3 separate regions of the Mus musculus genome follow, and regions 1 and 2 are each linked to region 3. The links are chromatin loops, found by intact Hi-C in ENCODE. Cell type or tissue: heart. All regions are shown on one strand.

Evidence for each region. Peaks named below come from ENCODE experiments on the same cell type or tissue, not always from the same donor. Only the 100,000 strongest peaks of a DNase experiment are listed, where the experiment ranks them.
Region 1: it touches region 3 in a loop (6-fold over the local background); 39 of 42 quality-filtered maps call a loop at or near these places.
Region 2: it touches region 3 in a loop (7-fold over the local background); 41 of 42 quality-filtered maps call a loop at or near these places.

What each region holds. Positions count from the first base shown.
Region 1 is chr9:30,936,284-30,944,283 of GRCm38, reverse strand. Adamts8 (a disintegrin-like and metallopeptidase (reprolysin type) with thrombospondin type 1 motif, 8) reads right to left here and starts at 1,722. Exons shown (of 9, transcript NM_013906.3): 1 at 683-1,722. The coding sequence starts at 1,447. In heart, CTCF peaks have their summits at 1,599, 3,756 (motif pointing right), 7,043 (motif pointing right) and 7,426 (motif pointing right); DNase peaks (open chromatin) are centred at 1,043, 1,343 and 3,763; H3K4me3 peaks cover 2,200 bases; H3K27ac peaks cover 721 bases; H3K27me3 peaks cover 3,202 bases.
Region 2 is chr9:31,078,970-31,086,969 of GRCm38, reverse strand. Gm17508 (a long non-coding RNA gene) reads left to right here and starts at 4,389. Exons shown (of 2, transcript XR_870609.3): 1 at 4,389-4,769; 2 at 5,948-6,330. In heart, CTCF peaks have their summits at 382 (motif pointing right) and 4,420 (motif pointing right); a DNase peak (open chromatin) is centred at 4,539; H3K27me3 peaks cover 3,305 bases.
Region 3 is chr9:30,477,196-30,485,195 of GRCm38, reverse strand. No RefSeq gene overlaps it. Among named protein-coding and RNA genes, the nearest start is that of Snx19, 54 kb to the right of the region's middle. In heart, a CTCF peak has its summit at 4,522 (motif pointing left); DNase peaks (open chromatin) are centred at 825 and 4,435; H3K27ac peaks cover 604 bases.

The DNA.
Region 1 (8,000 bases), 460 kb before region 3:
TGACAAAGTTCACCCTTCAGCCCTGCTCCCTCCCCTTTCTCACTGAAACTTCAGTTTTCTGGGCTGAGCCCCCAGGCAGAAATTCTGTTCTCCTTCCTTCTTGAGCTGGATGTTGGCACTGCCAAGTTCTGCCGGGGTTGAGCGCCAGGTTGGCAAGGTAGCCCATGCCCCTTGATCAGAACCAGCTGGGCATACAGAAGTTGGACAGTCTCTTTCCAGGTCCGGTTCCCTCTAACGACTTTTACTTACAGGAACCTCAGTTCTGTACCCAAAGACAGTCCCAGCTACCTTGTCCCAGCCCAGCTTCCTCTCCTAGGAAGTCTCAGAGAGTCTCAGATAGTAGAGAATTGCGGGAAGCAGGACCAGGAAGGACAGGGCTCTTTAGCAGTTTTTAATCTCCCTTTGGGAGAAGCAGGTGCCTGGGAACTGTGGAAGACTCAGGATGCTGGGAAGAGACAGAGCCAGCGCCTCTACTGTAAATTGGAAGGGATTTAGGGATTGGGAAGTAGGAAGCCGGGAAGGCAGAAGCTAATGGAGTTACTGCTGTTTCTCAGAAAGAAGAAAGTCCCCTTTGGGGTTGGGCTTGGGAGCGCGAGGGATCCCCCCCCCCCCGTGGGAAGGGAAGAATTGAAAACCATCGAGAGGCAATAGACTGTTAGTCAGGGTCTGCGGAAGGTCCTACCTGCAGGTCGGTCCCATAGAAGGCAGCCATGGACGCATCAGCCACCAGAAGTGTTTCCACGAAGCGAGCCTCGGACACAAACCTCTTGCTTCTAGTTTTGGATCCGAAGGGTGGTGGCACTTTGCGGGAGTCTTCTGTCTCTTTGAGCAACCCCTCCTTGTCCTGCTTCCTGTCCTCTTCGTTGTCACTTCTCTCCTGTCCCTGCCCATTACCCATCTCCACCTCCCACTCCAGTCCTTGAGGGAGGGGGAAAACTTCGGCGGCAGCGAGCCCGGGGTCTTCGCGGCGCTGTCCCGGCCCCCAGCGCTGCAGGCGATGAGGCTGGTCCAGGGAGTCCCCAGCGCCCTGTGGCTGGATGGTGAACTCCTCGCCTGCCAGCAAGAACGAGCCGCTCAGCCCGCGACACAGGCTCATCGCCGCCAGCGACTCCCGTTCTCCATTCACTGTGCCAGAGAAGAAGCAGCCACGCAGTCCCGGCTCGCCCCCGGCCGCCGCGCTCGAGCCCCCGAGGCGCTCGATCTTGAATTCCGGCGCCAGGAAGCTGGCGTCAGGCGCCAGGCGCAGCACGAAGCCCTGGCCGAAGGCGGACAGGTGGAAGGCGAGCTCGCTCGCGCTGCCGGGCAACCGCGTGGGCACCACTAGCTCCGAGGCCTGCGCCCCGGTTCCCGGCCCCGCCGGGGCGCCGCAGACGAGTGGCGGCGGCGGCAGCTGCAATAGCAGCAGCAGGAGGGGCGGCCACCCGGTGGTGGTGGGGTCGCGGAGCATGGGGGCAGAGTGCTGCGGAGCGCGGGAGAGGGAAGAAGATCGCCGCGCGCGGGCAGGTGCTGGTGGCCCGAGGCGGCCGGGCCGCTCTGTCCAGGAAAAATGATCAATCGGATGGGGAGGCCGACTCGGCTAGCGGCAGCAGGCGCGGCGGTCCCCTGGCGGCCCCTCTGGATCGCGCAGCCCGCTCCTCCTGCGCCAGCCAACCTAGCAGAACTCGAGCAGCTGGCGCCCCGGGCCGCGAGCGCGCGTCCTCCGCGGCGTCCCGTGCAGTCGCCTCCTTCCTCGGGAAACACCGAGTGGGCTGCCGAGCCCTTCGTATTTATACTTCCTTCCCGGCTTTGACATAAGAGGTTTATTTTTGATCGCTCACTATTCCCGTTTCCCCTCCCCTGGGGTCAGAGACAGAAACAGAAAAGGAGAGGAGGGGAAAAAAAAGGGATGAAATGTAAAACCAATCAGGAGTCAGTGAGCCCCTCCCGATAGTTAAGTAGTTAAGTGTCAACTACAGCTTTTTTTTTTTTTTTCCTTTTTACGTGACTACGTGAAGACCCATGCCAATTCCTGTAATGCTGGACAGTCCCCCTGAAGGCGAGTCCTAGATGGGAGAGACACTGGCTTCTTCTTGTGCAAGAGCCAGGTGCTGGGGACAGACACACCCTGCTCTGGCCTCAGAGACAGTATGCAGATTTTTGTACAAACCTGGCAGTGTTAAAAGAGGTTTGTGGGAAGGTTCCAAAGCCTTTAATGGTCAAATACAAAGTGAGAGGTAGGAAAGTCATACTGGAATCACGCTGTCCATTAGGAGCACTTCAGAACTTTAAAAATGCCACCTGGTCAAGGTTGTTTTGTTGCTTGCTTCTGAGCATAGTGGGGGTAGTGAGAGGCTACTACCAGGAAAGTAAAATGGATTCAATACCACTACATTTCTCGTTTCCTATGGGAGGAAGTACTTCACCAGTCTGTCTTCTGATGCACAGCTCTGCCAGTTGCCTTGCTGACACGGGGAAAGGTGGCCAGGTCCCTTATACTGTATTGCCCACAGCTCCAAATACATCTAAATATGTGGGGAGATAATTCACTCTGCCACCTTCCTACAGAAGAGAGTGGGATCCAGCAAGAGTGATGACCGTCTTAAGACCACAAACCACAATCTTTGTATCCACTCTAGTATTACCGGTGCAGGTCTAGATTGGATTCAGAATCAACGTTCTCTCAGTACCAGAACAAGTCCTAGCCCCTCGCCCTGTGTCTTTTCTGAGACAATCATGGAGGATACAGCATTTGGCAGCTCACCTACCCCCAACTACGCAGCTCTTTGCTTATGTGAGGGTGCCTACAGTTGAGTCATTCTTACTTCGTTTGGCCGATCCAATCCATTTCTGTAGCTGTGAAGGATTGGCCTATGCAAAAGACTCCTTGGGACTTGTTACCTACAAAGAGGAGTCTCTTAAATTAACTTGTGTCACTACAGAACCTAAGGAAAGGCCCCAGCACCGCAAGCTCTCTCCACTTTTATAGGACTGCAAAGGAGTGGTTGAATCTCCTTCCTTTGCTGTATAGAGAATTGGAAGTTTGGGTAAAACACTCCTAGAGGCAGGGGAATGGAAAGCATCTCTGTTTTCTACCAAAAATGAACAAGATGCTCATCCCTCAACAGTTTAATATCCCTGGGACAGTGTGACCTGTACGGTTAAATGAGCAATCCCTTTTGCCTCAGGGCTGTGGTGACATTTCAATTACTGGTCTTAGCCATTAAGTTCCTTGTTCAGTATTTTCCAGTGTATCCTTTTCCTTTTTCTTTTTTCCTGGTTGTTGTTCTTTTCTTTCTTGAAACAGGGACTCACTGCATAGCCCAGGCTGGCCTCAAACAGGTATGTGCTGTGACCTCATGCCTGGCTTTCAACTTCTGGTTTTCCATAGTAGTTAGGTCCTTCACGTGTGCGAGTGCCTTCTTTCTTCTTTGTGACTACTATTTTATTGGAGTGCCCAGCTTCTTCTTTCTCTTTAGATGTTAGAGGCTATAACCAGGCTCGGGGAAACTAAGTGTTGCTTGTGTTTTCATTTGGGAAATCTCTGGAAATTGCAGCTGCTACTGTTGTAAAACAGAAAGAACTACTTTGAAGGCAGACACTGAACTGGGCTTCATCTTTGCCCAATTTCATCAACAACTACAACTACAACCACACAAAAATTGCTGTCTGGCAAACGATCTTGGGAGCCAGCCTGGCTGCTAGGTAGAGACCTGCTGGATTCCTCCTGATGCCCCTGTGGTAACTTCCAGGGAAATGCCTGCCATTCGCAATGCAACCACAAGGTGTCATCCGTACCTTAGTTATGCTTAATCCAAGCCTTGCAGGGATGGCGGATGACTTGCAGAGAGGACTCTGAGAAGCTTGGTTGGTGAAGTCCATACAGCAAAACAAACACTATCCCAGCCCACCATGGAAAATCTCAAATGGGCCGATTTTGGAGTTCCTACATTAACGTCTTGAGCTTCAAAGAATATAAAGGCTTGACAAACTGCGGTGCATGGACTAAGACTGCTTCTGTATATTCCATGTGCTAAAGAAAAATGTTTTACATATTTTAAGTGGTAAATGTAAAAAAAAAATAAACGATTACTATTTCACGATCTTGAAAATGCCATGAAATTCAAACTCCAGTGTTCGTAATAGAGTTTACTGGCAAGAGACATTCACAGACCCTTTGGCTGCATTTGAGCTATACAGGATAGGGCCGAACGAGCTTAGAATATTCACCATCTGGATTTTTCTATAGAAACGTTGTTGGCTGAATGTAAAACAGTGTTAGTTTAAATTTCTTAAATTTGGAGTGGCATGAGATGCCACATACAGGATTCTCAGCAAGTAAGATGCTCAAAATAAGTTTTTTTTTTTTTTTTTTTTTGCTATGAATATGAATGTGGAATTATTTGAAAAGTTAAGATATATTTGTTTGGTCTATAAGTCTATATTTAACATCTATTAATTATTTAATTAGTGTTTAAATAATTAATTGCTTTTGTATTGGTTTGTACTATAGGCTTATTGTACATTTTAAGTTGTTTTTTAGTTTTTTTTAAAGTATGTTTAGGTTTGTTTATTTTATAGGTATAAGTGTTGTGTCCACATGTGTGTATATGGACCATATGTGTGCCCATGGAGGTCAGAAGCAGGCATCTGATCCCCTGGAACTGGAGTTACAGGTAGTTGTGAGCTGCCATGTGGGTGCTGGGAATCAACCCAAGGACCTCGGAAAGAGCAACCAATGCTTTTAACTGCTGGTCGTTCTCCTCACCCTCTTCATTTTTCTGAAAATATTCATTTATTTATGTGTGTGTGTGTGTGAGTGTACGTGCATCTGTGCATATTCTACACATGTGTGGAGGCCAGAAGAAAGCACTGGCTATCCCACCTTACCATGCTCTGCACTGGGTATCCCACCTTACCTTGCTCTGCCAATTCTTTTGAGGCAGGGTCTCTCCCTGAGCCTGGGATTTATTTTTTCTTGGCTAGGCTGGAAGCCAACAAACCCCAGAGATTTTCCTGTCCCCATCTCCCTTGAAACTGGTTAGGAGGGACATGGGGCTTGCATGGGTGCTCACTAGTATGCAGAAAGCTCTCTCAACTGGTGAACAGTCTTCAAAGCTCTGAACCTTGTTTTGAATTAATTCATGCTGTTTCTGTTTATCACTAGTAAGGTGCTTACCCCATGTATTTATAGTATACACTAAATTCTGATAGTCTCTAGGCTTCCAGATTCTATCAAAACTGGGCAGAACATTAGTGGTCAACTAACCCACTTCCGCTTGCATTTTGAAGAAGAGGGCAAATGCAGGTTTCAGTGATTTACCCAAAGTTGTGTAGAGGATGGTGGCTCTCCAGCTATAAATGCTATGGTACCTTCTACAGGAAGATAGAGACTGCATTGCCCTAGAGGTTCCTTCGTAATTTGTGCTTTTTCCTTAACACCAAGTATCAACTGTGGCTGAGGCTTTTTTTTGTCTTCTATGCTCATTTTCATTGACTTGGTCTCATTTGCTCCTTACTAGAGATAGCTGCCATCTTTTGAGTGCTTGCTGTTGCTAAGCACTGATCTGAGGAGTGAATTACACAGGTAATGTGCAGGCTTGGGGTGCTGATGTAAATGAAGTGCTTAGGGTTCCTTAGATAACAGTTGTTGGACAGGATTCTTCACCAAAGTCATGTGCAAACTGCAAATTAAATAGAACATATTTTTGGGGGGGGGGAAAGAACATCTCACACAGAGTTAGCCCATCGTATTAGAGAGTTAGAAAGGAATGTTGGGATACAATGGATCAATGTCCTTCCTTGGGAAGATACTTAGAAGTCGTCTTCTTCTTCTTCTTCTTCTTCTTCTTCTTCTTCTTCTTCTTCTTCTTCTTCTTCTTCTTCTTCTTCTTCTTCTTCTTCTCCTCCTCCTCCTCCTCCTCCTCCTCCTCCTCCTCCTCTTCCTCCTCCTCCTCCTCCTTTTCTTCTTCTTCTTCTTCTTCTTCTTCTTCTTCTTCTTCTTCTTCTTCTTCTTCTTCTTCTTCTTCTTCTTCTTCTCCTCCTCCTCCTCCTCCTCCTCCTCCTCCTCCTCCTCCTCCTCTTCTTCTTCTTCTTCTTCTTCTTCTTCTCCTTCTCCTTCTCCTTCTCCTTCTCCTTCTCCTCCTCCCCCTCCTCCTCCTCCTCCTCCTCCTTCTCCTTCCCCTCCTCCTCCTCCTCCTCCTCCTCTTCCTCCTCCTCCTCCTCCTCCTTCTTTTTTCTGGAGCCTGGCCCTTCTGTCAAGGTTTCAAAAAAGAAAGAAAATGGCTTCTTTCAAAGTCCAGCCATAGCCCTTATACATAAGTCAGCAAAGTTCATTCTTTCTAAACCTTTGTGTGCCACAAGTATGTTCATTTTCTGTCATTTAAACTATCATGTGGTGGCCACAACTCTACCTGTCAGTCACTGGAGAAAGGACTTCACAGGCTGTCTCTATCCTGCCACTGAACACTCATCTCAGGCATGCTACAATCCATCTCCAGCATCAATTTTGCATTGACCCACACCTTCTGTTTTCGTCTGCACACGGTCCTTGGTGTCCATTAGTCATGTGTAGAAGAGGTTCAATGTGTACCTTTTTCTTTCCAGTCCTTTCTTAGTCCCAAGTGAAACCTCTGGAATAGAATTCCATATTTCCAAAACCATTTGTTCCTGTTCTCAAGGCCACCCTAGCAAAGAACCAGTTATTCTGGATAATCCCTGCTCTCATCTGGCTTCTGTGTTATGTTCAGACGGTGTCCACAAACGACCTTATGGTGATACTGACTTTTCCTTCCTAACAAGAGTTTAACTGATGTAGAGAAGCAAAGGTACCACTAGCTCTGCTTGTGTCTTCAGTGTATGCTAGCGGTGCACAAAGTTGCTTAAGGGATAATCCCTTGCTTCCAAGTCACACACACACAAGGCTGTCCAGGGTTCCAGATAGAATGCATCCACGATTACAATCTGTGATTACTATGTAATTGACTTTTGTAAGAGTTACCTGGATAGTGGAGCAGTATAGGCAGTAACTACGGCCACAATGAGAACAGTCACGTGGCTGCATGTGACCAGAAGGTGGCGCTGCTCTGGAACTTGGTGTTTCTAGAAGTAGCTATGGTGTCATGAGAGATTATAAAAAACATTCCTTCCTAATTTTACAGATCAGAAAGCTGAATGCTCACCAGATTCCTGGCAGCCATTCATTGAAGGAGGTAAACTGCCCATCTAATTTAATGGAACCCGTGTGCTTTTTTTTTTTTTTTTCCTGCTAACCTTTCTTCACCTCTATCTGTGGTCTTCATTAAGACCAGTGCCTCTCAACTCAAGGGAAGCAGCAAAAGCTAAGATGTTTTCAGTGCCTGAGACCACCTCGGTCTCAAGAATGCCTTGGCTCCCGTGCAGTGCGCCCAGTTAGTTATTAATGTAAGCAATACAGTTACATTAAAGTGCCACTATCTACTGCAACCACCAGATGGGAGTCTTGTTACATTTACCCTTTTGTAGCTGCTACAAGAGGGTCTGAAACCTCCTTAAACAATGGTCTCATTTCCATATAACCATTTAAGCACACAGACACACACACTCCCGACTTTGTACTCATTTAGCCTTGTTTTGAAAGAACAGGGAGGATGACTGGAAGGAGCTCAATGCTTCGGGCTGGAGAATGAGCTTTTCAGACAGGGTAAGGTGCTTACTCAAAACGATCAAGGAAACTGAGGTAAAAGCTATTATATTTATGAATATATTTACTGTAATTTAGAATGTGAAGTGCCATGGCACAAGTAATGGTGTATAAATCTCCACCACCATCATCACCACCACCGCTATCAACACCATCCCTACCACCACCACCACCATCAGCATCATCACCATCACCACTACCACCACCATCACGGTCATCATCTGTTTACCTACCTGGCCTGGGAGAACAGTTGTAAAACATCTGGAATAAATCTCACCACATTTCCACCCAACTCTCAAGCCCAGTTGACTGGAATTCTCACCTGACCTTCTGCTTTGAGGAC
Region 2 (8,000 bases), 600 kb before region 3:
CCCTATTCACAGAAAACTGTGCGGCTGGGCTTCCTGGAGACAGTGCAGTATTACGACTGGCCACATCAGCTTAGCACACATAGTGGGGTCTGTTCCCTGTCTGGCCGGCTTATGCTGGGACTCTCAAAGCAATTCATTTTCCGGTTCCTCCCAAACTGCCTTGACTTATTTTAGTCACTGATCACAACCTTAGAAGTTCAATGAACAAACTCAGATCCTGTTTGCTCCTGCTTCTATCAAGGTTTTGCAGGAGACGCCAGGAAATAGGTTAGAGAACAAAAATCTAGCAGAAGAGGGAAGGTTTCAAATCCCTGATCTAGGTTTAGGATTCCAGACTCAGAGCCACTGCGCAGAACTAGCTAGTAAATGGTCGTTCAGGTTTTTGTCCACACGGTGGCGATATTGTGCTGTCACAGAAGTGAGAGCCCCTCTCGAGGTGGGGCCTCTAGTTTCTAATTACCCTTCATCTGTCTCAGGGTTAACATGGAAGGGGCCCCAGCACAGTCTTTCTCTAGTCAGTCTGTCAGTCCTCATTTTGCAGGCAGGACCTGCTGACCGTCAGCGATAGAATCCCGACAGCTCATTACTAGGCAGGCTTGGGGCAGGGATGTGACTTCTGTCAGATGTTTCTAGGTGAGAAGCAGGGATAAAGCAGTTTCCTATGGGACATAACAGGTGCCTGTCACAGCTTAGCTTGGTGCTTACCACACACACACACACACACTGTGGGGGTGGGTGGTATGAGATATGCTGGCGTTAGAGTCTGTTAGAAGATCAGGCTGTGGCACAAGGCACCTCCTCTGAAGCAACATACAGGGTGCCTATGTGAATCAGTGCTACAACCTTCACACTCCCAGGCTTGGAGTTTGTGTGTTACCCACCTGGAACCTGTGTAAGAGAAATTGGTTCTTCCAGCCAGTGGCCCTCAGGCAGTAGAGCTTCTTGAAGCTGTAAAATGATAGGAGAATTCAGAATTTAATAAAGAATGGCACTTCCTATTTTTTTCCCCTTTCTTTTTTGTTCTTTGAGTTGGGGTCTTGTTGTGTACCTGGTCTAGATCGCCAATCCTCCTGCCTCACCCTACCATGCTGGCCTACGTGGTCTATGTATGGAAGTTTGCTAAATCCCCACAATAGTCCTATGTCTACATTTTTCAGAGAACATGAGGGGACCAGGACTTTAGGTGACCTTCCCAAAGCCCACACTTAGAGGACAGCGGACAAAGGATCTGAACACAGGTGGCACAGCCCCACAGCCACACTATCTATTTATTGTGCTGACACAAACGTCCACTCCTTGTCCTTGGTGTGTATACATACTACCCCTGATCCACAAAGAACAGAGACTAACACTTGGAGTGAATGAAGGTGGTTCACACTCCTCACACAAACGTCTGTAAATGATTTAATTTGGGGACCTGTTTTCCTGTATGTCAGAGAAGCTGCCTCAGGGTGGCTGAAAGGTGTGAACCAGCATGTGGGAGTTATTTTTCCAGGCATGAGTTCCCCCTGAGCTTTCTAAGCTCGGAGGTTCATTTCCAGGCTGGGCCTTGCTCTAGGCTAGTCATGCAAGTGCCTGCCTTTGGTTTTGCCAGCCTGGGAAGAATAGGGGTCCATCTACCAAGCAGGTGACTTCAGAGCCATCTCAATTTTTTAGATTAAGGATGGTGGATGGGGGGTAGCAATGAACAGATATCTTAGGCCAAGCTACTTGAAGTGGGGTGACAATCTGCAAGGGATTCTGGGAAGCTACTGAATGCTACTGGGAATGATGAGACTGAACCCCATAGTAAGAGCAGGCTATTTCTCTCCTGGTTTTAGATCTTAATGCATAAAGGATGGTGTGGGCTGGAGAGATGGCTCAGCGGTTAAGAGCACTGACTGCTCTTCCAGGGGTCCTGAGTTCAATTCCCAGCAACCACATGGTGGCTCACAACCATCTGTAATGGGATCTAACGCCCTCTTCTCGTGTGTCTGAAGACAGCTACAGTGTACTCATATAAAATAAATAAATTAATTAATTAATTAATAATTAATTAAAAAAAAAGATGGTGCAAGCTTGCCTTCCATGGAGAGACACGCATGACTCTGGCAGGTGCAGAGGTGACAGGTGCTTGCAAACCCCTGCCAGCAAGTCCTAGTGACAGCTGTGGCCCAGCTCTGCTCTGAGACAACTCTTTTGAGCTCATGACACAGAGACCGTGGAAAGCGGGACACAGGAAGCAAGCAGCCCTGCCGCTCACAGAATGACTGTCCAATGCCGCACGGAGCAGATGTGTATGTCACACTAATGGCCGCCAGATTTGTAGACCCGCAGGGAGAATATTTAATGGAGACTCCCAACTCCAGGTTTCAGTGAGGTCATCCTGTCCCCCACCTCTCCATCCCAGTTCTGTCATCCTCTGCCTGCAGCTGTATGCCACGCCCTTTCCATTCACCTCCCTTCATTTCCTAAAAAGCCCGTGTTTCCAGGCGTAGGTGGATAGGCTCCGTTGTTGTCGGTCTGTTCCGTTGTCTCAGCATCTTCCAGCAGGAGGGCCCTGCTTTCCTGGGGCATGGGCTCAACTTTCCCTTCCTCTTAGCTCATATGCTTCCCCCACACGTCGTCTTCGCCTTCGAGGTTATCGTAGCTTCTTCCACCACACCCGTGATCCATAACAGCTTATCTGTGCGCCAGCTTTCTGCCACTCCATATGGTCTTGCTTAACTCAACAGGGGAATTCTTCAAGTCCCGCCTAGCCTGAACTCCAAGAACATGGTGTGCAGGGGTAGAGGCAATGAGAGGAGTTCCTCCAGGGAAGGGCGGAGGCTCCCTCAAACAGGAGCACATCCAGAGGCCAGCCCTTAAAGGAGAGCACACCTTAGCCCTCCCTAATGAGGGTCATAGCCTAGACAGTCTACAGGACAACACAGGGTCATAGACTCAGGAACAAAGGAAATCTGTTTGAAAGATTTAACCGTGGCAAAACAAGACGAAACACCGAGTTATTCATATAAGCCACGGCAGGAGGAAAGACTTTTTGTTCAATAACTCAGCATGGTGCCCTCTCTGATTGGGACAGAGGGCACTTGATGCAGGATGCCATGTTGACTTGAAGTTAGAGGACAACTTAAGCTGTCAAACTCAGTGAGTGGCAACTGGACATTATAGACCAAGCCAACACTGGCTGTGTGCAGGGACTTTTATACAACCCTTCAGCTTCTCAGTGTAAGGTGTTTTCTGAGGGAACCTTTAGACAGTGACGAATACGGGCCTCCACTTCAGCAGGAAAGAACCTTAGCCTGGAAGGTCTCCCAGGCCCCCTGGGAAGACTTCGAATGACTTCAAGTTGTGAGAGGAGGACTCACTGCACTTTCACTGTTTGTCCCCCTGCCCCTGTCCCTCTGGGTCCACTGCTGGGTATTAGAGATGAACAGACCTGAGCTCATCTGCTGAACAGCGTGAGTGGCAGGGACAATCAGTGGCATGCAGCAAACACCTTGTAGATATCTCCTGCTTCATTCTGCAACGTGTCCAGGAAGCAGGTCAGCCATTCCTGCTGCACAGGAGCATCAGGCCCAGAGATGCCCTGCAAATGCCCTGCTTGCGATGTCTCAGCAAGGGGAGTGTGTGCTACAGCTGTCCGGGCAACAGTGGAGTTCTGACCTTCTCTGGAGGCCTGACCGTGTCCACCTGGGGATCTAAATTGCCAGAACTCTTTTGCCAGGTAATAAACTCGCTGGCGAAGGCACATGTGGAAAAGGCTAAAAGAAACGTTCGCTAGCTGGACTGCATTGCCTCTGTTTCCAGATCTTTCCCGTTCTGTTCCTTTGGCTACCTCCAGTAGCTCCTGGGCATTTCCCTTCCACAGGGGCCAAACCATCTGCTTCCTCTTACTCCTCTGCCTGGGGCAATGTGGATGGAGACATGTTTCCTTGAGGTCTTGGCCATGGGCAGCAGATCATCATGTTCCATCCTGAAGTCCAGGACTGGCTCTTACTCCTCACCAGCGTCCCCTGAGCCCTAAACTTCTGTGGAAAATTGGCTTCAGACGATGCTTCTGCAGAGGGATCAGGGTCCACGACTCGCAGGTACCTCTGCCTTGAGCCAGGCTGTGAAAAAGATGGTTAGAAAGTCTGCTGGGGGCAGGAGATGGGTGCCACTGCACCTAGGGCAATCCCCTTTGTCGGATTTCTCGATTCCAAAGGTCAACATGCCAATTACCCGAGAAACAAGAATTTTCATGGAACTGGGTTAATGGAACCAAACAACTCCATTTTGTTATTAAGGGATTTTGAAAAAAAAAACAACCCAAGTGACATTTGGATAGTTTGGACAAGTTCATTAGGTGCTTAAACAGAAAACGTTTAATTGGATTTTAAATGTTTTGTAAAGACTACAGAAAGTTCACTTTAGTTCCGACCTTGCAGTTCATTCCAGGTAGAACACAAGGGGGCGCTCACACACTGTACTTAAGCGCGGTCAGTGCGGCGCAATGAGATAGAAGCATGGTTCAGAAGGAAGCCTCCGCCCAAGCAATCATAGCATCCACGGAAGTTGACCACCTATGTTCCCACAAAGGGCGACATTGTACTTGTTGTGTGTCATTGGGAAGGTGGCCTTCCATGACCGGCTGCATCAGCGTTCCTATGCTGTAGGTTCAGCCCTTAAGGGAATTGGGGCGCAGGCAGTGCAGCAGGAAACCGGGCAGACTCCTTTTAAGGCCCAGTGACTCCTGAGCCTCCAACACTGCTCATGTGGAAGGAGATTCCCTGCTGTGACAGAGGCAGGTAAGGGTTGGAGTTGCAGGCTCGGGCTGGGTGCAGTGATAGAGATCTTTAATTTCAGCACTTGGCATGCAAAGGAAGGTGGAAGGTGGATCTCTGTGTGTTTGGATCCAGCCACACAGTGAGGCTCTGTCTTAGAACAAACAACAAAGAAAGATACAAGCTTCCTTGGCTGATGCCTTGGTTGGCGTTAGTCTGGGAGGCCAGGAAAGTGGGTGCATGGTCACAGCTATGGGGGACTTAAGCATTTTTAAAATTTCTTTCTTTCTGTTTGGTTGTTTTAATTCATCTTAGAGCAGGCCTCTAAGGGGCATCAGCTAAACACAGCATTAACGATGTACAATTAAGACTAGGCACAAACCCTCCTCATATTAAGGCTGGACAACTGAATAGGAGGAAAAGGGCCCTAAGAAGTTGGCAAAGGGATCAGAGACACCCCCCCCCTTCCGCCCCCCATCCCGTTGTTAGGATTCCCATAGGAACACCACGCGACAAGTATAACATACAGAGGACCAAGTGCAGACCCACGCAGGCTCAGTGATTGGCCGCTTCAGTCTGTGAGCTCCCAGGAGCTGATTCTGGGAGTTGAGTTCTCCTGGTATCCTTGACCTCTCTGGCTCCTACAGTCCTTTTTGCCCCCTTCTTCAAGGTTCCCTCAGCTCCTTGAGAACTTCCGATTTGGCTGTGGGTCTCTGTATCTGCTTCCATCAAGCACGGTTTGAGCTGGGCAGTGGTGGCGCAAGCCTTTTTTAATCCCAGCACTTGGGAGGTGGAGGCAGAGGCAGGCGGATTTCTGAGTTCGAGGCCAGCCTGGCCTGCGGAGTGAGTTCCAGGACAGCCAGGGCTATACAGAGAAACCCTGTCTCGAAAACAAAACAAAACAAAACAAAACAAAATACATTTTGATTCAGTTGGAATGACAACTTTCAGGAGTCCACTCTCTCCTTTCACACTGGGGTCATTCTCCATGGGAAATGCCTTTACCTGCTGAGCCAGTCAATGGGACCTTCCTTTTCCTGTGGCCGCCTGGAAGTGTCTCTCAGTTCAGGGTGGGCACTGCTTGGATTCCATTCTATTCAACATATCTGGAAACCTTCGCTCCCTAAAGCGTTTCTTCTCAAAGGTTAAATAAATCTGACACATTTAGGCTTGCTTTTCCAGTCTCTCTGCTCATTTACTAGGGAAGCTGAAGATATGGCACGCCCAGCATAAGCAAAGCATCTCTTGACACCATTCCCAGTGCTGGAGTCTTCAAAGAACATCCGAGAGCTGGAGGAGTCGGCCTGCTCTGTGAAGAGATTCCAACTGGTGTGTGTCCTTGCTGAGGGTTCTAATTGCCGAGGAGGAGGAGGAAGTATGCTGAGGGTCACAACAAAGACAGGGTCTGGGGGTGTTGCCCAGATTGCTCTCAGAACTCTTGGGCTTAAGTAACTCTCCTGTTGCAGCCTCCAACTCACTGGGATTTGTGGCATGCATCATGTTAGTTGGCTTTTTGTTGACTTCTGTGATTGTGGCCCAAGTTCTAAATGCTTTATATTCCCCTCTCATTTAGTAAACTCCAAAGACACTTGCTGATTTCTTATCAGGGACCAAGCTTACTTTCCCCAAGCACTGGAATATAGCTCCAGTGTGCTGGCTCTCCCTCCACCAGAACCCTCACGCCCAGTCTTTCCGTGCCCCAGCTGTTAGTGTGTGCTGTGGGGGGTTCCAGTTCCCTTCCCATTCACTTTGAGGAGGGTGAGCAGGGCAAACACCAAGCTGCTCCTCTGCCCACCCACCTACCATGGGCAGAGGGAACCAGAGTTCTGGGACATAGGCTTCTGCCCAGTGTTTCAAGAGGCCACCTCTGAGTGTGCTGAAGGTGTCAACACAGAGGGAGGACCACAGAGGGGACTCCTTCCTCAGCTCTCCTACTTGTCACATAGATGTGACATACACACATGGATGTGCAAGGAGATGTGCAGGTTAGGGGATCCTAACAATGTGCAATTTAGTCCAAAGTGAATCTCTGTAGAGACACCCACTGAACGAGTTTGCCCACATAGGTTAGAATTCTCACACGAGTCACAGGGAGGTGGGATGTTGTGGACCAAAGCTCTGGAGAAACTCCGTATGTAGCATGGGCTGGCCACTAGAGGAACAGTGCCACTTAAATATACCCTCCTGCTTAAACCTCAACCCTTCCTAAGGTCAGTGCTTTATAAAGCTGCGTCATGTGTCCTGGAGTAACAGCGTGGGCACTGGAGGAATACATGTGTGAGCATTTGAGGGCTAGCAGGAATAGCTGTGTATCTAGCTAGCGGTCCTGCACCATGTGCATGCTACTCTCTGAGCAAACAACTACCTTGCAAGGTAGTTTAAACCACATCTAAATGCTGTTAAAATAAGAACTCTGGATACTGAGAACAAGGCCCAACTCTTCAAAACCTCCATCTATAATGCTATCAGTGCCTGACTGCATGAGCTCACGTGGTGGCTTGTTCTGGGATGCTGAGGCCCCTGAATCTGTAGGAAGATACCCGCTGAGCCTGGAAACAAACTCCCTGTCGTTCTGTCTCACATCCTAAAGCTCCCAGCAATGCCCACTTTTACCTTTTGTTCTGGATAGCTCACCTGCCCAGTCAGAATAAGCAGGGTAGTGAGTCAATGTGTGTTGGCACCGTCCCCTACGCCTGTGACACTCTTATCTCCTCCTTAGTGACTTTGGTTAACTGTCACTTTTGGCCACCTAACTGCACTCAGCCTATGAAGACATTTTTCCTTCAGCGATTACTAACCTATATAGTCCATTCCCTTGTTTATTGTTGACCCTGCTCCCCACCCTCTCAGGCCAACTCTACCAGGGCAAGATCTGTGCTCGCAAGCCCAATACCTGCTTTTTGGGTTTCCTAATGCTTATGAATAGAAAATGACTTGCAAGCCACCGAGAATGTTTGGGATAAGCAATCCCATAAACCCAATTCAGTGGGTGAATTCTGCTAGAAAGCAAGAATGTTAATAAGCTAAATATTGTACAACCACCCTAAGGAGGAACACTTTCCTCAGCCTTCCTTCGACCTGCAGTGACAGTGTTCTAGGATGTATGTGTGTGCGACTGCACACGTGTGTGTGTGTGTGTGTGTGTGTGTATGTGTGCGTGCACACACTCCACCCCTAAGCTGCACCAGTCTCCTTGCAGACCCCCAGTCAGAGCTCATTCTTAGGCTGCTTTCATTTGGACAGCTTCCTTTAAAA
Region 3 (8,000 bases):
TGAGAACAGGTCAAAAAGAATTGTAGCCACGTGGATGTGTAAAAGTGCCAACTGGTTTCATGTGTATGTGGTAGAGCTGAGATTTATTTGGTATTAGGACCTCTGCCTGCAAACCACTGACCAGCACCCTACAGAACACACAGATGCCTGTTATCTCAAAGGTGATGCACATATTCTGTGAGAAAGGACAAGGGGAGTGGCCTACTGATAACCTGTGAGCCTCTAAGAGCAGATGTTCTGGGTGCTGGCATCACTGACAGGCCCTCATTGTAGTACTCTACCCTGAGTCACTGCATTGTTGGGTGTGAGCTTTCTGCTGGCAATTCTACTGTGAGACAAGCAAACTCAAGATTGAGGATACTCGTCTTCAACAAGCAAAGTGCCGGGTAGCTGTGGGCTTATCAGCACTGCCAGTGGGTCATGCGGCACAACCCACGCTGGGCATAACCCTTTCCAAGTACCCTGGTATCCTTTTGTCTCCTCTTGACGCTCATGATTCCCCATGGTGTCCTGAAAGAACCCCTTCTATTTTCTACAGAGAATTTATCTTTATATGTTCACGTATTATTTCTACTCAAGAGGATTTAGGTGAGAGAACAAGAAGATACGAGTTCTGTGTTCTAGCAATCTAACACCTGGGATCTACTTCCTGCTCTTGTCACGTAGAGATGTGCAACCTGGCTAGCTTGTTTCACACTTAGAGTTTGTTGATTTGTGGAGCAAAGTGCTGTGCAGTTCAGCTGGGGACATGGGTGGGACTAGGGTCATGCTCATCGCTGTAACTGGGAACTTAGGCTGATGGGGCAGACACTGTCTGCAAGGTTTCCGGCTGGCTGAGCCAAAAGAAGAAGAGTGCTGAAGGGTTATCTCTTTAGCACCCTAGGTGGGTAGCAAGCCCTCCTGAGCCTGGTTGGCTAGAAGTGGTCATGTGGTATCATCCAACCACAAAGGTCTGGATGGTACATTTCTCAGTGGTGCCAGGAAAGCAGAGTTGGAGATGTTTGGAACTTTATCCAGCAAGTAATTAGCACCATAGCTGGCAACACTCTCTACACTCACTTCATGCTAGCTACACTTTAGTTCAGATCTGTTCTCCATAAAGCAGGGTATAGGTATTATTTTAATATATTTAAAAGTGTTGCTGGCTAGCTAGTTATGGATGTATTATGCCTCTCATTCAGAAGTCCCTAGCCCTAATTTAAGAGAAGATTCATAGTACTTGATGTTAAAGTCAAGGCCAGCATCTTGGCCAGGGGCTGGAATGACTAAGGGGGTTTCACGGAGAGGAACCACCTGAAGTGGTTGGAACACCCAGGCCCTTTGGTAAGAAGCATCCAGGGAGGATTTTAACAACCACACAGTGTTTATAGTTATTCTGTGTGTGGATGGTCTCATTTCTTCCACATTTATTTGCTGATTTGTTGAGTTATCTATTAGCTGTTTACTAAATGTCTATATGTGCTAGGTTCTCAGGTATCGTCATTGAAGAAGATGAATATGTTGGCTTTTGTGGAGCTTGAGTTTTAGTAAGAGTAGAATGGTGGGAAGATTAGGAGATGAGACATTGGGGATTGGCCCTTGTTCTCTTGTCGATTCACCGTGATCTTTGGACCTGGCAATATAGCAAAGGGTCTATGTGGATGTGCTGGGGAATGAGGTGGCCTGGGTTTGAGTCGCTGTCTTGTCCCTTCCTTACCGAGATATGCAAGTTATTTTAGTTTGAAGCACCTATGTCTCCATCTACAAGGGTATAAACATGGGTGAAAATTTCACAGTTAAAGCAATCTTGGAGAGTTTACTAGCAAGAGCACCGAAGCCAGAACTTGACATCCTGTAAGTCCATTTGGATGTTAGCTACTCCTGTCAGAGTGGGCACTGCCTCTCTCTAATTCAGCACCACTATCAATTGAAAGAAAGGTCCTAGGCTCTTCTCCCTACCAAATTCTTTGAGGAAATCCAAAGCGAGTGCACATGTGACCCTGTGGACTACTGGCTATTTGTTCCATGATATTCCTCATGATCTGCCCCAGCACAGTTTGCTTATTGCGTTTCTCTTCTTCCCAGTGAAGCTAAGCGCGGGATTCTTTGTCTCTTTGAGAGGTCTCTGCCTCACTGGTGGGTTTTGTTCTTTCCTGGAACTTTGTGCACCACTTCGATACACTTCACTGATTAAAAACATTCTCTCCATAAACTTCAACACACTGGCAAGGGATCTTTGCCACAGAAACTCCCAAGAATGAAATTACAGGCCTCTTTGTGTGGAGAGCAAACATTTGGGAAAGAAGCCACTTTAACTCTGGGTGTGCCAACTCATACATGCTCCTAGATGACCCTCCCTGCCACACTGTCATAGATGCCATAGTGCCTCAGTAAGTGACCCTGCAAAGCGGTACTGTGAACCTTCCCACACTGTGAACTTAATACTTGTGTCTTCCTCAAATTTACGTGGTGATATTTAAGACCCTCAGGGTGATGGTTTTGGTAGGTGGGGCCTTTGGAAGGAGATTAGATCATGAGGGTGGGGCCCTCAAGATTGGGATTGGTGCCCTCATAGAAGAGGCAGGAGAGAGTTTGTTTGTCCCCTTTGCCACATGAGGACCTGGCAAGAAGACTATTCACAGGGAAATGGTCTTTAGCAGATGCTAACCCCCAGCACGTTGACCTTGACCAGCAGTTTCTGGAACTCTTAGGATGAGATTTTGTTTTTCTGTCACATTAGTCCTGATAGCACAATGTCTGCCACATCTGTGAGGACAACCACTCAATGCTCACCCTGACATGGCAGTGGGGCTTATAAAGGAAAGGGACACCAATCACTTAATGATTCTATAGCAGCATGTGGATGTGGCTTCTTGTCTCTACATCCGTGGGTCATGCAGCATGGTGTGTTGCACAGAATGTGCTGGCTGCTAGCGATAGCCAGCTTCCCCTCCCCATCAAGGTGGCAAGCTCCTGAGTGAACCAGTCTGGGGCACATCGTGTGTAGCAGGGCAGCATGACATTGGGTGTGACAGCTTGGATGGGAACCAACACCGTCTGTCTTAGTTAGGGTTTTACCACTGTGAACAGACACCATGACCAAGTCAACTCTTAGAAGAAAAACATTTAAACAGTTTCAGAGGTTCAGTCCATTATTATCAATGAGGGAACATGGCAGCATCTAGAGTTCTACATCTTCATCTGAAGGCTGCTAGTGGGAGGCTGATGTCCAGGTGGCTAGGGTGAGGGTCTTAAGCCTACACCCATAGTGACGCACCTACTCTTACAGGGCCACACCTTATAATAGTGCCACTCCACTATTATACAAACCATCCCACCGACTCTCACCACTGACTTTAGGAAGCCATCTAGACTCAGCAGATCTCAGCGTCTCCTCCATAAAATTGAAGCCTAAGATGAGTGAATGATAGCATGTGCCTTCTTCACTGATGGTGACTATTCATCTTGTAATAAGAGATGTGCGTATTGATCTGACTGAGTCAGCAGATGACAGAGCTTTAATTCTGGATAGTAACAAATTGATATCATGTAATCTTTGTTGTATTTCTTGGCAGGGGAAGGAAGAGAAGAGTGGAAAAAGAAAAGGAAGGGGAGGGGAGGGAAGTCAGAGGAGGAGGAGAGAAGAGATCCTAGAGTTGACATCAGGTCAAGGTTAACCACAGCTCAAGGGAGACACAGCTACAGTGTCCTATTCAGGTCTCCTATAATCTTGTGAGTTACTTACATGTCTGCACAAGAAGATCATTTGCATACTTGCAAATGGATGCATGCATGTACTAGGGACATTGTTGCTATTTGTAATTGTACGAAGCTTATTGAGGAGGAAGTCTGTCAGGGAAGTCCGCACACCACTTGCTGCCCTGACCTGCTGGTTCTTGGTCTCCAACTCATTCCTTAGCTGTGATCTTTCACGCTAGAAACCACCTCCGGTGCTGTCCATCTCCTCATACCCATGTCTAAGAAGCCCTTCCTAAATCCTTCCCAAGGAAGCCTGTACTGTCTGACTCTGCCCTCTGCAGCTCTCCGATGCACCGTTGAGGTCTTTCTCCTAAGTGCCAGGGGTGACCTGACACTGTGACTCCTCATCCCAGGCTTCCAGTATCCTCACCATTGTATCCAGGATAAGTTCACCAAACAGGACTTTAGTCTTCTCTATTCCGGACTTCCGGCTACCTGACACTACAGATTTATGCTGGATGCAGAGAAAGCAGAGGACGCTGTGTAGAAAAGGGATGGAAGGGATCCCAATTTCAGTCTCCTCTCACAGGCAGAATATGAGCCCAAGAGAGCTGGGCCTCCTCAAAAAGACTCTGTTTGGATCTCTTCTTTTCATACAAAGAGATTGGGACTTGTTGTTGCTTCCCGGGGTAGTTGGTGACCTTAGTCTGGGAAGTTACAGCACCTCCTAGCTTCACTTTCCCATGGCTCCCCACACACAAAAGCTCTGACTTCAGGCTAGCTGTTACTGCTGGGTCTTACTCCATGACTAAGGCAACAGCGCCACCTTCTGGTCTTAGTGCCACAGCGGTGGTGCTCTTGAGTGCTCTTGTGTGCCCTCTTGTGGACTTGTGGATGATGAGGCGCAGAGAGAGGTGGCTGGAGAACCTCCCACGAGGTGTCTGATTTTGTTGGCTAGTGTAGAGGAAAGCCTAGAAATTAAGGCTTTGCAACAACTTAGGTGCAGAGGGTCAGAGGTATAGCTATGGCGAGTTTCCAGACCCACATGAGATCTTATATTCTCTGGTGACAAATATAGCAGTGGAAATGATGTTGATGGAGAGAAAGGATTTATGGAAGATGGTGGGAAGGAGCTGAGATAGAGGCAAGGTAGAGGAAAAGAGAAGGGGATATTGTTCTGTCCCATCCTGGAGCCATCAACAAGACCAGTGCAGAGGAGCCGGCCTTTCCCCAGGAGGCGTTCCATGGAGTGTTCAGTTCCCTGTTTGAACTGATGGGCCCTCTGTGTTATTGGCAATAATTAGCTGTCCCTGGCTGGGGCTCAGCCTCGGCTCCTGTGTCAGCCATATAAGAATCTCAGTGTCTTGGGAACGTGAGCTAGGCTTGAAATATACTTCCCTGAAAGGCTTATTTTGTTTGGGGACAAGTCTCATACCAATCTGTCCTGCCAAGAAATTACTGCTGTTAAACTGTTGGTTTTCATTGCTGTCAAACACAATCTTCCCAGGAAAGTACTAGGCAGTTACCCTTGAAGGCCTGCTGGAAGAGAAGGCTTTTGCCTTTGTAGGACTTCTCTAGACCCCTCTGGGGGAATTGAAAACAACGGAAACACTTTAAGATGGCTGTAGACAGTGCAGCCGAGTCAGTCATCCTTGGGCTTCCCTCCCTAGGGTCCTGCTACCTACAAGGCCCCCATTAGTATCTCATAGGTCCCCAGGGAGACCAAATGGAGACCTATGGATATAAGCACAGCTTCGTTTTGACCATATGCTTGGCTTTACTTTTTATTCCAAATGCACACAGTCCTGCAGGGTCCGGCCTAACAGAGAGGTAAGGAAGAATGGGGGAACAGAATCCCGGCAGTATTTGTTCAGCCCTGGACGACTGCAGGGACAACGGTGCAAATAAATACAGTGGTTTCCTTTCCAGAATTCTTCTCAAAACATCTGGGAAAGCAGAGAGGGCAATGTTTTATCCTGTTGCCATTATTTTCTTATTTAATTTAATCTTGTTTATAGTGAAATTTATTCTATTGCAAACACACTGGAAAGTCAAAATATGGCCAGAGAGATTGCTACTTCAGATCATCCAATAGGGAGGGATTACTGTTGATTTGGAAGACAACGATTCTCCAAGCAGGTCTTTCCATTTTCCTCCCTTTCAGGAGTTGGTCTGTTTTAAAAGACCGTTACCATTTTAGCTTTTAAAAGGAAGTATTGTTTTTAAAAAATCAGACCACAGAGGCAGAGTAGATGATGTTTTCTAGAGGCTAAGGGGTTGGAGGATTCAGGAGATGTCGGCCTCACGACACTGAATTTCACATAACTTTACAGGATCAACCACATCGCACGGTGACCTCAGAAATAAAAGCATATGATACATTTGAAAATTACACGGAGTATAAATTTTAACTGTTCTCATTACAAAGGTAGTAATGACAATTATATATATATATACTATATACACATACATACACATATACAGATATATATGTATATGTATATATATATATATATATACTTACATATATACACACACACACACACATATATAACTATAATTTGTCCAGTTCCTAATTCATATGTACCATAATGTAATGCGTTGCCCCCCAAAACCACAATTTTTAATTTTCAATTTAAAATTTTGCCAAATGTAGCATGATCTAGTATACATCAATATAAAATGCTATCATGCAAATCCACTGCTGGTTAGTATTATGAAGGAAAATTAGGCAGATCAGCATTACAGTTACAAAGGATGCATGCTGTTTTTCAGATAGCATAGTCAGGACAGTGGTCTCTGAGAAGGCAGTGGTGAGACAGAAAGAATAGTGAAGAATGAGCCATTGGACATCCAGGGAAGATCATTCCAAGCAGGGGACTGATTCAGGGGGGTGCTTGGTGTGCTTGAAGACGAGAAGGAAACTGGGTAGAGCTGGGGCATGAGACCACATCCAGGAATCAGTGTTGGGCTTTGATTCTAAGAAGAAATTAGAGTTAGAGTGATACAGAAGCATTCCTGAATCAGTGGTGAGCAAGCTAGGCTCTGGGAACCCTTGTGTCCCTAGTCTATACTAGAGGATGCTCTAACGACACGCATGAATCTATATAACAGGCAGAAGTGTACAGTGATAGGAGGTGTGGGCTAAGTATCAAGTGCATGTTCAGGGGTTGGGGGCACACAGCTGAGAGGGAGCATTTGTCTAGCACCCGTGAGATCCCGTTGCAAGTGGAGAGTGTATGGCATGTAAAAGCACTAGTCTGAAGGAGTTCTAGAGATGAGGAGAAGATGGGCGTACTGAAGCACATTTAGATGAGCAGGAACAGTTTAAATTGGATCTCGAGAAGAAAGTCCATCTAGTTAAGAAAGAGTGGGCAGTGGAGGAGAAGAGAAGAGTAAATGAGTCAAACGTCTAATAACAGAGCAATGGGACCCAATGTTAGAGAGCAAACTAAGGAGGAAGAAAGCAGGGAGGTCTCCTCTTTCCAATGCTAGGTAAGTTTTGCTACTTAATCCAAAGTCTCATCCAGGGTCAAAGTGACCAGGACTCTGATGCTATTATTTGAAGAGAGGTTAATGGGCTCCCCAGAGGCTTCATCCTCTCCAAGTGCCGAAAGGGATGGTTACCTCATAGGTCAGCGGACCCACTTGCCCTTGAATCAAGCAGTCCTGTCCCTGGGGCTGTCTGGGAATGGATAGAGGCTTAGCACTGCCCTGAGTGCATGTCTTCAACCATGTGAATGGCTGTCTTTGCATTCTGTCCAAGGCTTCAGGTCCAGGGATCATCTGACAATGAGTGTGGCTACCCAAAATGAGAATGCCCTGAGTCTAGTTCTATATCCTCCACTCCCAGGGATGACGATGTGCAAGTCTCCAGCTCACAAGAGCAGAGACCGGAGTATGGGCATGGTCCCCGAGAACTGTGGATATGCAAGGTGCCCACGGTTGAGAGCTAGGCCATGGCTGCCAGCAGCAACACTCTGGTGTCTGCCTGCTTCCACCATCTATGAGATAATGTCTCTCCATTTTGGGATGGTGACATAGTTACATCAGATCTCAATGGCCAGCGCTCGCATTCCAGGCTTGAGACGAGCGTGACAACAGAGAAACCTGAGCCGAGAAGGACATTCTCGGGCTCAAGAATCACAAACCCGACAAGGAAAGGAATCTGATCAGAAAGCATCGCCATTCGGGTTATTTTAACGCCTGGATTTAAGCTGCCCTTTAACCAGAGCCCCTTCCATCCCAGGGCTTTGGTGCCAAGTGAGCCTGGGAGATGACTTTCACTTGATTTTGAACTGGAGAAAAAGGTGACATTGCCT